2 separate regions of the Mus musculus genome follow, and region 1 is linked to region 2. A link is a loop called in an ENCODE intact Hi-C map of the cell type or tissue named here. Cell type or tissue: left cerebral cortex. All regions are shown on one strand. Links, peaks and the distances in the headings refer to the core of each region. The heading gives the core; the rest is flanking DNA.

The links. Peaks named below come from ENCODE experiments on the same cell type or tissue, not always from the same donor. Only the 100,000 strongest peaks of a DNase experiment are listed, where the experiment ranks them.
Region 1: a loop joins it to region 2, with 2.6 times the contacts of the local background. A loop is called at or near these places in 2 of 42 quality-filtered maps.

The regions. Positions count from the first base shown.
Region 1 is chr2:102,584,284-102,595,024 of GRCm38, forward strand. It overlaps Pamr1 (peptidase domain containing associated with muscle regeneration 1), which reads left to right. Exons shown (of 11, transcript NM_173749.4): 3 at 2,312-2,440. Among named protein-coding and RNA genes, the nearest start is that of Pamr1, 40 kb to the left of the region's middle. In left cerebral cortex, for the core only: a CTCF peak has its summit at 5,914 (motif pointing right); a DNase peak (open chromatin) is centred at 5,932.
Region 2 is chr2:102,770,079-102,772,578 of GRCm38, forward strand. All of the region lies in intron 9 of Slc1a2 (solute carrier family 1 (glial high affinity glutamate transporter), member 2), which reads left to right. Among named protein-coding and RNA genes, the nearest start is that of Gm13872, 25 kb to the left of the region's middle. In left cerebral cortex, for the core only: no CTCF peak of the experiment used is centred there; DNase peaks (open chromatin) are centred at 1,423 and 2,410.

The sequences.
Region 1 (10,741 bases), core at 4,699-7,198, 180 kb before region 2:
CTCTCTCTCTCTCTCTCACACACACACACACAATCCTATTTTGAACTGAAATTTCTCAGATTAAGGATGTCCGATCTAATAACACTACAGTGAATGCTCTTAAACATAGCAATTAAAATTTTTACAGTTTATCTTTGAGGTAGAATCCTAGAAGTGAGGTCAGGGGTCAAAGGGAGGCATGTATGTTGTTTTTCTAGCTTTTGTCTAATTCTTTGTGATTTCCTTTAACGCTCATGATGAGGGTATATGAGGGTATTGCTTTGTCAACCAGTGTAGCAAAATACATCATCTGGACTTCTATCAATCCCATAGGTGGAAGGTGGAACATACTGTGACTTCAGTTTACATTTCTGTCTTGAAAGAAAAATGATAGTCTTAGTTGTGGATAGATGTGTGGATATAGCTCAATTGGTTGAGTGCAAGCCCTGGACTTGATCCGCAGCACTGCATGAGCCCAGTGTGGTGGCCTCTAATCAATCCCTGAACTCTAAGGTAAAAGCAAATAGGATCTGCAATAGCTCCCCTGGCAACCCGTGAGCTTCCTAGTGTGTTTCCTGCTGAGCTTTGCCCATCTTCATCTCTAGGCTGGGGTTTGTGACTGGAACCTTAGGACCCTAATACAAAGCTGTGTCAAGGAACAGCATTAGCAGGGCTGTTGAGGGCAGTCTCTGAGTCCATTTGTCTCTTCAGTGACATGTGAGTGAGATTGGTGTTTGCAAGGCTCAGGCTGCCCACGGGGACTCAGTTATGGGGCACAGGATGGGATAGCCCCATCAATCATATCAGCAGCTCAGCTTCTCTGGTAGGACGGAAAGCATAGTCAGGAGGGAATGGAAAGAGAACTGTGAGTCACTCTGCTATAGAGGAGAAAAAACACACACACACACACACACACACACACACACACACACACACACACACACACGAAGCAAAGAAGCATGCTGTCAACCCAAGCAAACAGTGGCCATCTCCAGCAGTTGATTAGTCATTCATTCTCTAAGATAATTTTTATTCAGTGCTATACTGGGTTCTGAAGATTTAATGCAGACTAAGATACTGCCCTTTGCTTGCTTCGGCTATAGAAAAATGGCAATAAAGCAGGTGACATTAGGCATGGAATATACAATGGTAAGGATAAGCCAGGTGGAATTATGGGAAAGCAGAATAATAATAGTGTGTGATCTGAAAGTACTTACTACTTACATGTCACTTTTGACAGGTTAATGTATTTTTAAACAGTACCAAGGGGCAGATACAATTTAATCACATCTTGACAGGTAAGGGCATTAGGGCAGGGCTGCGGTCTGTGTATTGATAAGTGGGAAGAAATCATTTCTGCATTTTCTCACTCTCTCCCTCAACTCTTCAGAAGACCTGGCTTTTGAGATGAACCACACCTGAGCAATGCCCCAGCTCTCTCTGGTGGGCTCTGCCTGCATGATCTTCCTAGAGCAAGACTGTAGCCAGTTGCCGGTGCTGATTTCATGCTGTACTCCTGTTATATGAGTGCCTGGCATAGACAAATATGTATAGAAACACATTTGTCATTAGTAAATGAATGATTAAAACAAAATGCATAGTAGACAGCAGAAGACTAATTTTTGTATGTGCATTTATATACAGGTGATGTGTGTGTGTGTGTGTGTGTGTGTGTGTGCATGCGTTCATATGTGTGTGGAGGCTATCGGACAACATTGGCCGTCATTCCTCAGACATGGCCAATTGGTCCCTCACTGGCCTGGAACTTGCCAAGTAGTTTAGGTTGGCTGGCCAGTGATTCTTGAGGTTTGCCCATCTACGCCTCTGCAAAACTGGGATTACAAATTTATGCCATTATGCGTAGATTTTTTTTTTAAAACCTGGGTTCAGGGAGTTGAACACAGAACCTGGATTTTGTTCCCAGCCATCAGGTATAAGAAAGAGTGCGAACAGCATCCTCCAGATAACATTTTTAAAAAGTAAATTGTTTTGTTTATCTCAATTTTCTATTATACAACAAACATGAAAGAAATTTGTAAACAATAAAAACTAGTACCACGCTAGCTGGATTCCATCATTCACTACAAACTAATTTGTATTACTTTCTACAAAACCATAACTGATCATCAATGTTCAAATCCCCTTCCGTACTCCTTGCGTGAATCTGGGTGAACCTCCTGCTCCTTGGTATGAGCAGGTTCACCTAAGATCATTGATATTTTTCCAGGTCTACATACCAGGGCAGAGATGGGGCTGTGCAGAGAGACTTAGTTTGCCTCCTTAGAAAGTAAAAATCTGAAAATGTGTAGACTAACAGTTTGGAATGTTTCAGGTTGTACCATCTTTGAAAACTGCAAGAGCTGCCGCAATGGCTCCTGGGGCGGAACTCTGGATGACTTCTACGTGAAGGGATTCTACTGCGCAGAGTGCAGGGCAGGCTGGTACGGAGGAGACTGCATGCGTAAGTAGACCCCCTGTGCACATGCACAAGCTCTGGCTTGGTTTAGCATCCAAGTCTCAGCTTAGAATGCAACTCATGTTTACCTTGTTGGAATCTCAGTTTTGGAATGCACGTGGCTAGAGATAGGACTATCAAAACAAAGATAGATTTCTATCTATCCAGGGTGGATAGTGGACATATGTTTGGGATTGTGTTTCTAGAAGCTTCCTTATCTTGACCTCAAGTTCACCTTTTGCTCAAATAGAGCCAAATACTTACACACACACACACACACACACACACACAGACACACACTAACACCACACACACACACACACACTCACACCACACACACACACACTCACACCACACACACACACATACTCACACCACACACACACACACACACACACACACTCACACCACACTCACACACACACACACACACACACACACACCCCCCACACACACACACACACACACACACTCACACCACACCACACACACACACACACACACACACACACACACACACACACTCACACCACACCACACACACACACACACACACACACACACACACACACACACACACACACACTCGCGTGCCATAATGGATATTCAACTTTGAGGTGGCTTTGATCAGCAGATAGTGAAATAGGGTTCACTATTGTCTTGTGTAATGTATTTAAAATAGAAATTTCTTTGATACATTTCTTAACTCCTGGGTTAAGTTCTTGAAACCACATAAACTGCTAGGACACCATTTTACCCAGGAAGGGAATTCTTCTGGAAAGTACTTGATCTCAGAGGATTAGTCATTGTTATTCTTCTCTGAGCTTCAAAGCTCTTTGAAAGAGCTTTGGAATGGAAATCTGGTACCTCCCTCAGTCCAGGATGCTCCTCATGGCTAGCCTAGGATGTTTCCTGAGAGCCTGTATCCATGGCCAGGCCCATGTGGTGGGACTTCAGCAAATCTGCTTTGTTTGTTTCTTAGTGGGGTCAGAAGCTGTCAGGGTGATCAGCTTTACTTCTGTGAATGGCATTCCTAGTTTACAGAGACTTTGTTTATAGTGATGCTGTCCCAACCACTGGACCTAATCTGTAGCCAGATGCTAGTAGTTTTAAGACTCCACCAAACCCAGAGGAAGAGAAGGGTTAGTTTATATTCCAGAGTGAATACAACAGTTCTAGAAGGTGGGTAAATTTTAAAGTGCTGGTCTCTACTGCTGATTTAAATTTTCTGTGCTACTTTAATTGGATTCCAGGAAATTTAATTTGGGGCTTTGTAGATTTTTTTTTAACCAGGCTGGTTAGCTGTGTGATATAACCTGCTTTTCACCTTGGCAGCTACTCTATGCGATGGTGGGAGAAAACAATGATCAGGGTACAAACTATAGAATGCTATCTATCCTATGGCACTGAATAAGTGTGATAAGTACATCTGAAGTATTTAGTGCTTTGCTTAGAGATAGTGAAAGCCCAATGTTATGTGCAGAAGTGATATATTGACTTGTTTTCCATATACCTCTAATTGATAAGATGGTAGGAAGTCCAAATACAAAACTGCTTTCAGTAATAGATTAGGAGAGATGTGGGGTTCTGGAAATTGAGCTCAGCTAGTGAAGTGCTGGCCACGTAAGCATGAGGACCCAGGTTTGGTCTTTAGCACGTATGTAAAGAGCTGGGCATGATGGTCAGGGGGAGTTGGAGACAAGTGGATCACGGAGATTGTGGATGGCCAAGCTTAATCAACTTGGTGAGTGTCAGGCCAAGCATAGACACAAACAAACAAACAAACAAACAAACAGCCAGGACAGACAGACAAGCAAACAAAGATAGAAAATATCTGAGAAATGACATTCAAGCTGCTCTGATATCCATACACATGAGATTCATAAGCATGTATGTACACACACACACACACACACACACACATCTAATTCCTAAATATAACCTCTTCAGTCTGGATAATGTTATATATACATAATGATATGTATATTTTCAGGGATGACCATTTGGCCTTGAACAACTAATTGGTGTGCTCTTCCCTGGGGACGAGCACCTCCTCCATTCCTGGCATTCCTCTGTTTTTTAGAGTTCCTTGTGTATGGCTGAGCCTTGTGGACCTTTCTTCATCCAGTTTGGCATCCAGTCCACTGATGTCATCCTCACTCAGCTCGTGCAGTCGTGCATGGGACTTAATAGTAGCTTCTGATATTGCTAGGAGACACAATTTCCAAACAAACTCCCTGATCTTCTTGCATTTATGATCTTTCTGCCCCCTCCTCTATAATGTTCCTGAGTTTTAGGTACAGAAATATTCTGTAAATTTATCTATTGGAACTACATTCTGGTTAGCTGTGATTTTTTGCAGTGGTCTCTGTCTGTTGCAAAGTTAGGAGAACTGATTTCAGTTTGTGTCAAGCTGACAAAAACTAACCCAGAAGGCCAGAAAAGTGACACCTGACAGGTAATTCTAGCAATATATCAAAGGCTCATTGAAGTGGAGCCAGTGCCGTGTGCAAAGGTCATAGCTAGGAATGCTACTTCAGTGGCTAGGTGAGAGGAAAGAGCAAGTGATGAGAGGAGCTTAAAGAGCAAGATACCACTCATTGACACGCTAGAAGTATAGCGAGGGACCTCAAGTTCGTCTGAATAGCAGGTAGCCAGAGATATCCCATGCATGGCTTTCCTAAAGTCTCTGTCAGTTGTGTGCTGGGTTGAGCTTCAGTATAAAAGCTGGCTGCAGAGTCTGACTTGTTGGGTTGCCAAAGGCACCACTCTAAAAGTCGAGCTTTCTTCAGGACAACAGAGTTAGCTCAGAGAAGATACCGATCCCATTAGACAGGATAAGTAGGAAGTTTGTGGTATTATTTATCAGATGGTACATTCATTCAAAGGAATGCACCCCAGGTGCTGGACACATAACGACAAGCAGGCAGCCGGTCTCTTTCATGGTAGAGCCTGCCATTCAGCAAAGGAAGATAAAAACAACAAGACCAAGTAAAAACAAACCTGGAGAGCAGTCCATTCCGTGAAGTAAACAAACAGAAGAAGGGCCAGATTCCTCTCTGCATCCCATTCTGTCTGGGACACATGGGAGGCTCTGATTGCATTCTGCCTGTTTTGAAAGCCTCATTCCACACAGTGTATGCCATCACAGCCGCAAGTACAAATGGTGCATTTCTTATGGAAGCCCAGTCTGGTCATCACGGATTACAATGAACCCTCAAGGAGAATGAAGTCCATCTGTGGAAACAAGGTCAAACCCAAGACGACAGCAGTTTCATGTTCTTAGGTACTTGTTGCCTATGTAAATTCAAAGCAAATTCAGGGGAAGAAGCAATGCATTTGTCTGTCTGCTGAATGCTTATCTGGAGTTGGCCATTATACTGCCTTCTGTGAAGGTGAAGAGGGGATACCATACTTGGGTGGTCCTATTCTAGCTGGGGCACAATACAGGTGCTGCAAGGCTGTACCACTATTTTCCCAGTAGATGGCGCTCAAACAATCCTTTCCTGCCTGTCCTTTCTCCTGAAGGAGGAGGGCTTCTTTCCTGTAGGGAAACTTTCCATTTCCCTTCCTGAGTAACATGTAGAATCTTAGCAGGAAAGGGGGAAGGCAGGTCAACACTGAGAGGCTCAGACATTTGGAACTAGAGAGACAGAACAGCACCTTAATTTGTTACTGTCTGTACTTTTGATGATATTGGCACCTCCTTACAGTCGTAACAGTCAGTATGTGATCGTTTCATCCATGGTTATGAGATTCTAGTCTCCAGGAGAGTACCTGCATGCCTAAGTCTAGAACCCAGAGACTTGGATCATTTTCATCTTTCTGCATTAGGACAGATAGTTTGATGGTCTCAAAACTATCTGTGCTGGGAGCCATGGGTGCTATATTACTAAAAGAAAGATCTATTTCTTTGTACTTTCTCAATGTTTCAGTTAAAATAATTTCAAGTCTACAGGGTTGAAAGAACTCTCTGTGTCCATGCTGTCTACTTGGATTCACCAATTATCACTTTACAAAACGTAACATTCTTTCTCTTTTTAATACTACAAATGTTAATATTTTGTGTTTTATGATGTTAGCATAATCTCTCCTTCCTGTGTTTTCCTCTTGAGAGACAGGGTCTCAGGATGTAGCCCACTGTGGCCTGGAGGCCTCTGTCTTTCTGCTTCATCCTTCCAAGTGTTGGAATGACAGCTGTATTTCATGATGCCTAATTTTTCTTTCTGAACCTCAGATTTGGCCAGTGAAGACTTTAAAAACCACCGTCACACTGGTTTTGAGCACCCCTCCCTCCTCCTTTTCACTCCTCATAAGCATTTTGAGTTCACCTGTACTTCTTTCCCAGGTCCTCAAACCAGCAACTTCTCTGTGACTCTGAGTTTCTTTCAATGGTGGCACTCAGGGCTGTGACTAAGTGCTTGCGATTTGAGGTGCTGGTGTCTAAAGTCAAGAGCAAGGCTGATATCAGAGCTCTTTAGACTGCAGAGTTGGCTTCTCTTTATTGACTCTTTGAGAATTTCACATCATAGTCCGCAATCACACTCACTTCCCATTCCTTCCATATCTGTACCCCACTGTGACTCCCCAACAACAACAGCAACAAAGAACAAGTCTAATTTGTGTTGTCCGTAGACTTACTGGAACATGATCAAACTCCCAGCAGCCTACTCTCTAAAGAAAACTGAGACCTTTCTGCCTGCACCTCAACCAGAAGCCATCGATTGTGGGAGCAATTCTCCAGCATCCTTGTCACACTTTAAAGAGTTCTCTTGGTGGCTTCCTTTTTAGGCTGTTACTTTTCAGGGAGGGGGTTGGGGCCTGAGTAGGGGGTATCCCAGAAGCCTTCCATCTTCCTCTTTTTCAACTGAGTGCCTGCAGCCACCAACATCACTGCCAAAGTAGCTTCCTTGCTCTTTGATCTGGAGCTCAGATCATGGGCTTCCTTGTGTTTTCTGGTGACAGCATAGACCATAGACACAGCCCCTGGTGGTAGGACCCACATGTAGGCTTCAGCAGCATCATGGACTATGGTGACCCTTGGAGGAGGTCTAATCCAGAAAGTGAACCATTGTTCACCTTCGGTCTCCATCATTGCCTAGAGCCAGGGAGATCCTGCAGCTGGGTGGTATGCTCTAGGGCGGAGCTGCATCTGTGTGAGCCCCAGGCTGCTTCTTGCCATCCTGCCACTTCATGGGCAACAACCTGATCCACTGTCAACCCCAGCCCTCTTTCATACCTGCCTCTGTCATTGCATCTCCAGTTCTGCCTCTCTCCACAGTGCGAGCACTGCTCTGCTCCCATCTTCCCCATCTCCGTCGCACATTTGTTCACTGTAGTGACATCTGCCAGCCCATGTGCCCACATGAAAAAAATTGACTTCCTTTGTGGAGCTGTCCTGATGACCTCCAGGGCTGGTTTCTGGAATGAGATTTTTTTTTTTTTTGTGGGAGGAGGTCAGATGTTTTGGTTCTCTTCTTAAATTTAATTTTCATTGTATATATTCATTGTACATGGTACCACGTTACCTAAGGACAATTGTGCACAACACTGTACATTGAGCATATTTTCTCCATAGCCCCACCCCCACTTTCTCACCTTCATCTTCCATCAGCCCCCTTTCGCTTCTACTTCCACATCATATATACATACATGATTTTTATATATTTATGTAAAATGTAGGAGCCAATCACATCTTAGAGAAAACATGTGATATTTGTCTTCCTCAGACTGGCCTAATGTGTTTAATACCATCATCCCCAGTTGTACCCATTTTCTTGCAAATTCAACTTTGTTCTTTAGCGCTGAAAATTTCCGAGTATATAGGTAACATTTCCTTAGCCATTGCCTTGCTGTTGGACACTTAGGTTGGTTCTATAACTTAGACATTGTGAATAGTTCTGCAATACATGTCAATGTGCAAGTGCCTCTGCTGTGTGTTGGCTTGGCAACCTTCAGGGGAAGACCCATGAGTGAAAGAACTGGGTCATGTGGTGCTAGCTTGGGGTCTTGTTTTGTTTTTGTTTTTTGTTTTTTTGAGGAAACTTCATAATAACCAGACTTGCTTATTTCCCCTCCAGCAGTGTATAAGGGTTTCATTTTGCCCTAATTCTTGCCAATATTCATAGTGATTCATATTTTTTAGTGACTGCCATTCTAATTGGGATGTGAAGGAATCCTAACGTAGTTTGAATTTATATTTCTTTGATGGACAACAAGCATGAACTTTTTTTTCACATGTTTATTGGCTATTTTTGTTTTATCTTTTGCAAACTGTCCATTTCATTAGCCCATTTACTAATTGGGTTGTACAATTTCTTACGGTTTAATTTTTGAGTTCCTTGTATATTCTACATATTAATCCTATCTCAGACATATAGCTACTTAAGATTTTCCTACCATTTTGTAGACTTCTTCCCCATTTGATTATCTATTTACTTTGCTGTGCAGGAGTTTTTAATGTCACAAAGTCCTGTTTGCCAACTGTTGCCATTGTTTCCGGAGTGACTTTAGTCTCATTCAGAAAGTCTTTGCCCATTCCTGTATCTTGAATCATTTTCCTACCTTCCTTAATACATTCAGAGTTTTAGGCCTTACATTAAGATCTTAGATCTATTTGGAGTTGATTTTTATACAGGACGAGGGACAGGGAGCTAGTTTCATCTAAAAATGGTATTTACTTAATGTGGCCCTCAGGCTTCTCCTGGCTCCCCCACATGAGCTTCAGGAGGACCCACAGCCCTGAGGATATTACTGTGTGACATCGTAGCCAATACCACAGGGATTCTGAAGCTTCAACCCCTGAAGGATACTGGGGATCTAAAGAGGTTAGGAAAGCAACCCATATGAGAGGATTTATAGAGAGAGATTATGGCCCCTAATACGTTTATCTTCTTACTTGTGTTTGGACAGAGGCAGAGGAGCAGAAGAACTGGCTGTGAGCCATGCCCCCAAATGTTCGAGGGCTAGAGCATCCACGATGATGTGTGTGCAGGCAAACACACGAGTCATATCCAGAGATGACTAAGAGAAAAATTTGAGACGAGGAGGATCAGAGGAAGAAGGAAGGTTGGGTAGGGGTCGGGGGACAGCGAAAGGGAGACAGGAATCTGTAACTTAATTTTTTTCAAATTCTATTTTAAATGATGGTTCTTAAATGCTTTAACCTCCCTTGTAACCCACCACCGACAAGAGGTAGAGTAAAAGAAAGGATATGGGTGACGTGGACCTGTTTAGAAAGGTTCTTTGGAGCAACTCCCATCTGTGTTGTCTGGAAATCTGCAGTTCAGTTCACAGTAGCTCCATCTCTTTTCAAACACTTTATGGCTACGCCAGCAGTCCAGTTCAGCAGAGTCGGGTTAGCAATGGTGGTGACATGACCTAGCAGAGACAGCCAGGCCTCAACGTCAGCTTGAGTCAGCAAGAGAGACCAACAAGAACACCAGAAGTTCTCAGCTGTGCCTCTCTCAGGGAAGCAAAGATTAGTGAAGACCCACAAGCATCGCAGAGCTAGCTGTACCAGCAAGCCAGGCCCTGTCCCTGACACTCCATGGAGTTCTATTTGTACTCCCCTCACCCCCAAACATCATGTTTCCTCCATGTGCCTTGCCTTAGCATGGCTCTTCCTCAGCATGTGCATCCAATCAGCCCCAGTCCTCAGAGTCCCAACAACAGAGCTCAACTACAAAATGTAAGGTGGACCAATGCATGCGTTTTGTTAGCAAGGAATCCTTCATCAAGTTTGCTTTAATGAAACATCCTCTCTCCTGTGTCTGTTTCAGTGAAACATTCCTTCATGAGATTGCCTTAGCCTTTCACCTGTGTCTACTTCAGGAAAACACTCCTTCATGTGTTTGTCCCAGCAAAAACCATCCAACACAACTGACTCTCCAAAGAACCCTTGTTTCCACTTCAGGGATCACTCATTGAAAACCAGATCATCTTGCCACAGCTTTCTGTGGCTTGACTTTTCCAGGCAAAGAACAATGTGCAGTTGTGTCTACAATGAGGAGGGCATTGTGAAATATCTAGCAGCCCGGACTTGGAACTGACAAATATGCAAGTCATGGTTTCTCTTTTATGAAGAGGGACAAAATAAAAATGGTCCTTAGAGAATTTGTGTGTGTGTGTGTGTGTGTGTGTGTGTGTGTGTGTGTAGCAGTCAAATCAAATGCTATGTATAAATCTCTTAGTCTAAGAAATAATACTCAATAGGTAGTTAATGATTATGCTGCTTAGTTTTTGCTACCAGCTTGATATAACTTAGAATCACTTAGGAACAAAGTCTTAATGAGAGATTATTTAGAT
Region 2 (2,500 bases), core at 1-2,500:
GAATAGCCCGTGTGTTGCTTTCATTTTAACAGAATTAACAGAGGTAGGACTTTAAGAACTGCTTGCTCCAGGAAGAGTGGTGCTAGTGCCGTCACACCTACCCCCTTTCCTCTTGCTTTGTCCTGTTACCTTCTGCCCTATGATGGCACAGATTGGCCACCCCAGGTTCTGGTGCTTTTCACCTATGACTTCTCAGCCTCTATAAATCTAAGACAATCAATTTCTGTTCTTTATACATTCCAGTCTCGAGTATTTTGTTACAGTACCTCAAATGGACAAAGACATCCCTGATTCTATGTAATAATAACCAGAGACCCTTTTATTTGTGCTTAGTTTATTTTTTTTTCCTCTAAGATTAAAATATAACCAGTAACCTAAATAGGGAACAATGAAGTAGGATCAAAGCCTTAGGGACTCTTAAAATTCAAGTTCTCTAGCCCCAGCAAGTCTGCCACTGCAGCCCTGGATTTCTTGGCAGTCTCCTGCTCTCAAGCCTGTTGGAAGAGGATTGCTTCATGAAATATTGAAGACCTTGCCTACATCTGACCTAAATGTTAGCAAATGAAAAAGGAGGGTTGAGTCCTCTCAGATCACACCATGCAGATGCTCGCCTGCTCACAGTTGTGTAGAGAATGGTGTCCTTTAAGTCTGTAGTGTGCCAGCAGGAAGGAGCAGGGTGAGCACCACTGATCACTCCCCCCCACCCCAATGATCCATCAGAATTAATTTCCCTAACAAAACCACACAAGGAAACAAACCAAAACAACAAAAACAAACAAACAAACAACCAGTCCTGAGCTGGAATGGGAAAGAAGAGGACCAATGAAAAGCTTTTTCTAATTCTAAGACTTAGAGGGGCTGAGGCCATGTGATCAAGAAGGGAAGGAGGGCTGGGTGTTGGTGGCGCACTCCTTTAATCCCAGCACTCAGGAGGCAGAGGCAGGCAGATTTCTGAGTTTGAGCCCAGCCTGGTCTACAGAGTGAGTTCCAGGACAGAGAAACCCTGTTTCGAAAACAACCAAAAAAAAAAAAAAAAAAAAAAAAGAAGGGAGGAAGCATGGGGGATCTTGGGTAGATGGACATCGGGTGTGGATTAGGTCTGCTTTGAATCAGTACCGATCCCACCTTCTTCCATACCAGTGAGAGTTCTAGAAACAAGCGCTTGAGCTTGCTAAACTCCATGGCTTTGATGTCCACTGGTGTGTAAGTGGGAATGGGGCTAGGTTGAGATATGAGTGAAAGACAAGGCTGGCTGTTCTTCAGAAAAGTAGTTGATGACAGAAGAGTAGAAAGAAAGAGAGTAGGGTAAGTTTTTTCCTCTTTAGGCAAAGTCTGTAAGCTTTTCATAACACTAGCAATTTTTCCATTTAAAACCAAACAGAGGCCACAGTGACATTTAGTGTGTCACAATGTTTGCCAACTGCTAGAGTCTAGTCTTATTACAGCCCACTCAGCCCTAGATTCCTTGTCTGTAAATGTCATGGTGAAAAACCTAGATTCTAGAGCATTTCACATGCCCAAGTCCTGAAGTATGGGAAAGGCAGCCATGGTTAATACTTAGCCCGGCTCCTGAAACCCTTTGTATCAAAACTCAGATCTTTATAAGAAACTGTAGGAAGATAATGAGGGGAGTCCAAAGGAAAACTGAAATAAAACTGATGCCAGAGACAGATAATGAATCCCTGGGCCCATCAAGATCCAAAAAGGAAAAGCCACACACAGTGATAGCATCGTGGATGTGTGGTCCACTTCTCATATGACACTCTTAGGGAGATCTTTCCTGGACTCGTGTTTGCCAAGTAAGGGTAGGTATAACTGTGTTAGTGCTCCTCTCTGGAGGGAGCACAGCTCTGATCCTCAAACTGAGTCTGCAGTCATTCTGATGTGGACCCAGGAGGTCTACAGAACAGACATTTGTACCAGGTTCCCAGGTGGTGCTGGTGGTAGAGTCCAGGAATCTTAATTCTGGGAGACTGAGCTGGATGGAGTATGGAAGGAGTGTCTGGTCAGCCCGAATCTGGTGATCTAAGCATCTGTATTGAGTGACTATTGCCAGTTTATACAGCCATTCAATGAAATTGCATTGTAAGGGAGTTGAGTGCTAGATATTATTCTGATCACTTAGCACTGATTCATTTAAAAGTTACAGCAAATTATAAGAAATCTAATAGTACATGCCCTATGTAGTTGTAACGGAGAGGTGTGATTTATCATTTTTAATAACTATTAAATGAGCAATATATAATTCAAATAGTAACAACTTGGATATTTCTTAAGTATTGTAGGAGTGAGAAGATAGGTTCTCTGATCCTTATTTAATCCATGTGCAAATGTCTTAAATACACCCACATAAATACATGTGCTCACGCATACTCGCACACCACACCACTGCCGCCTCCACACTACATCCAAAACTTACTTAGCTTCCACTCTATTCCTGATGGAAAAGGAAACCAACTCCCACATCCACTGTCTCTCTGAAGACTCTAGAAGCTTTGTG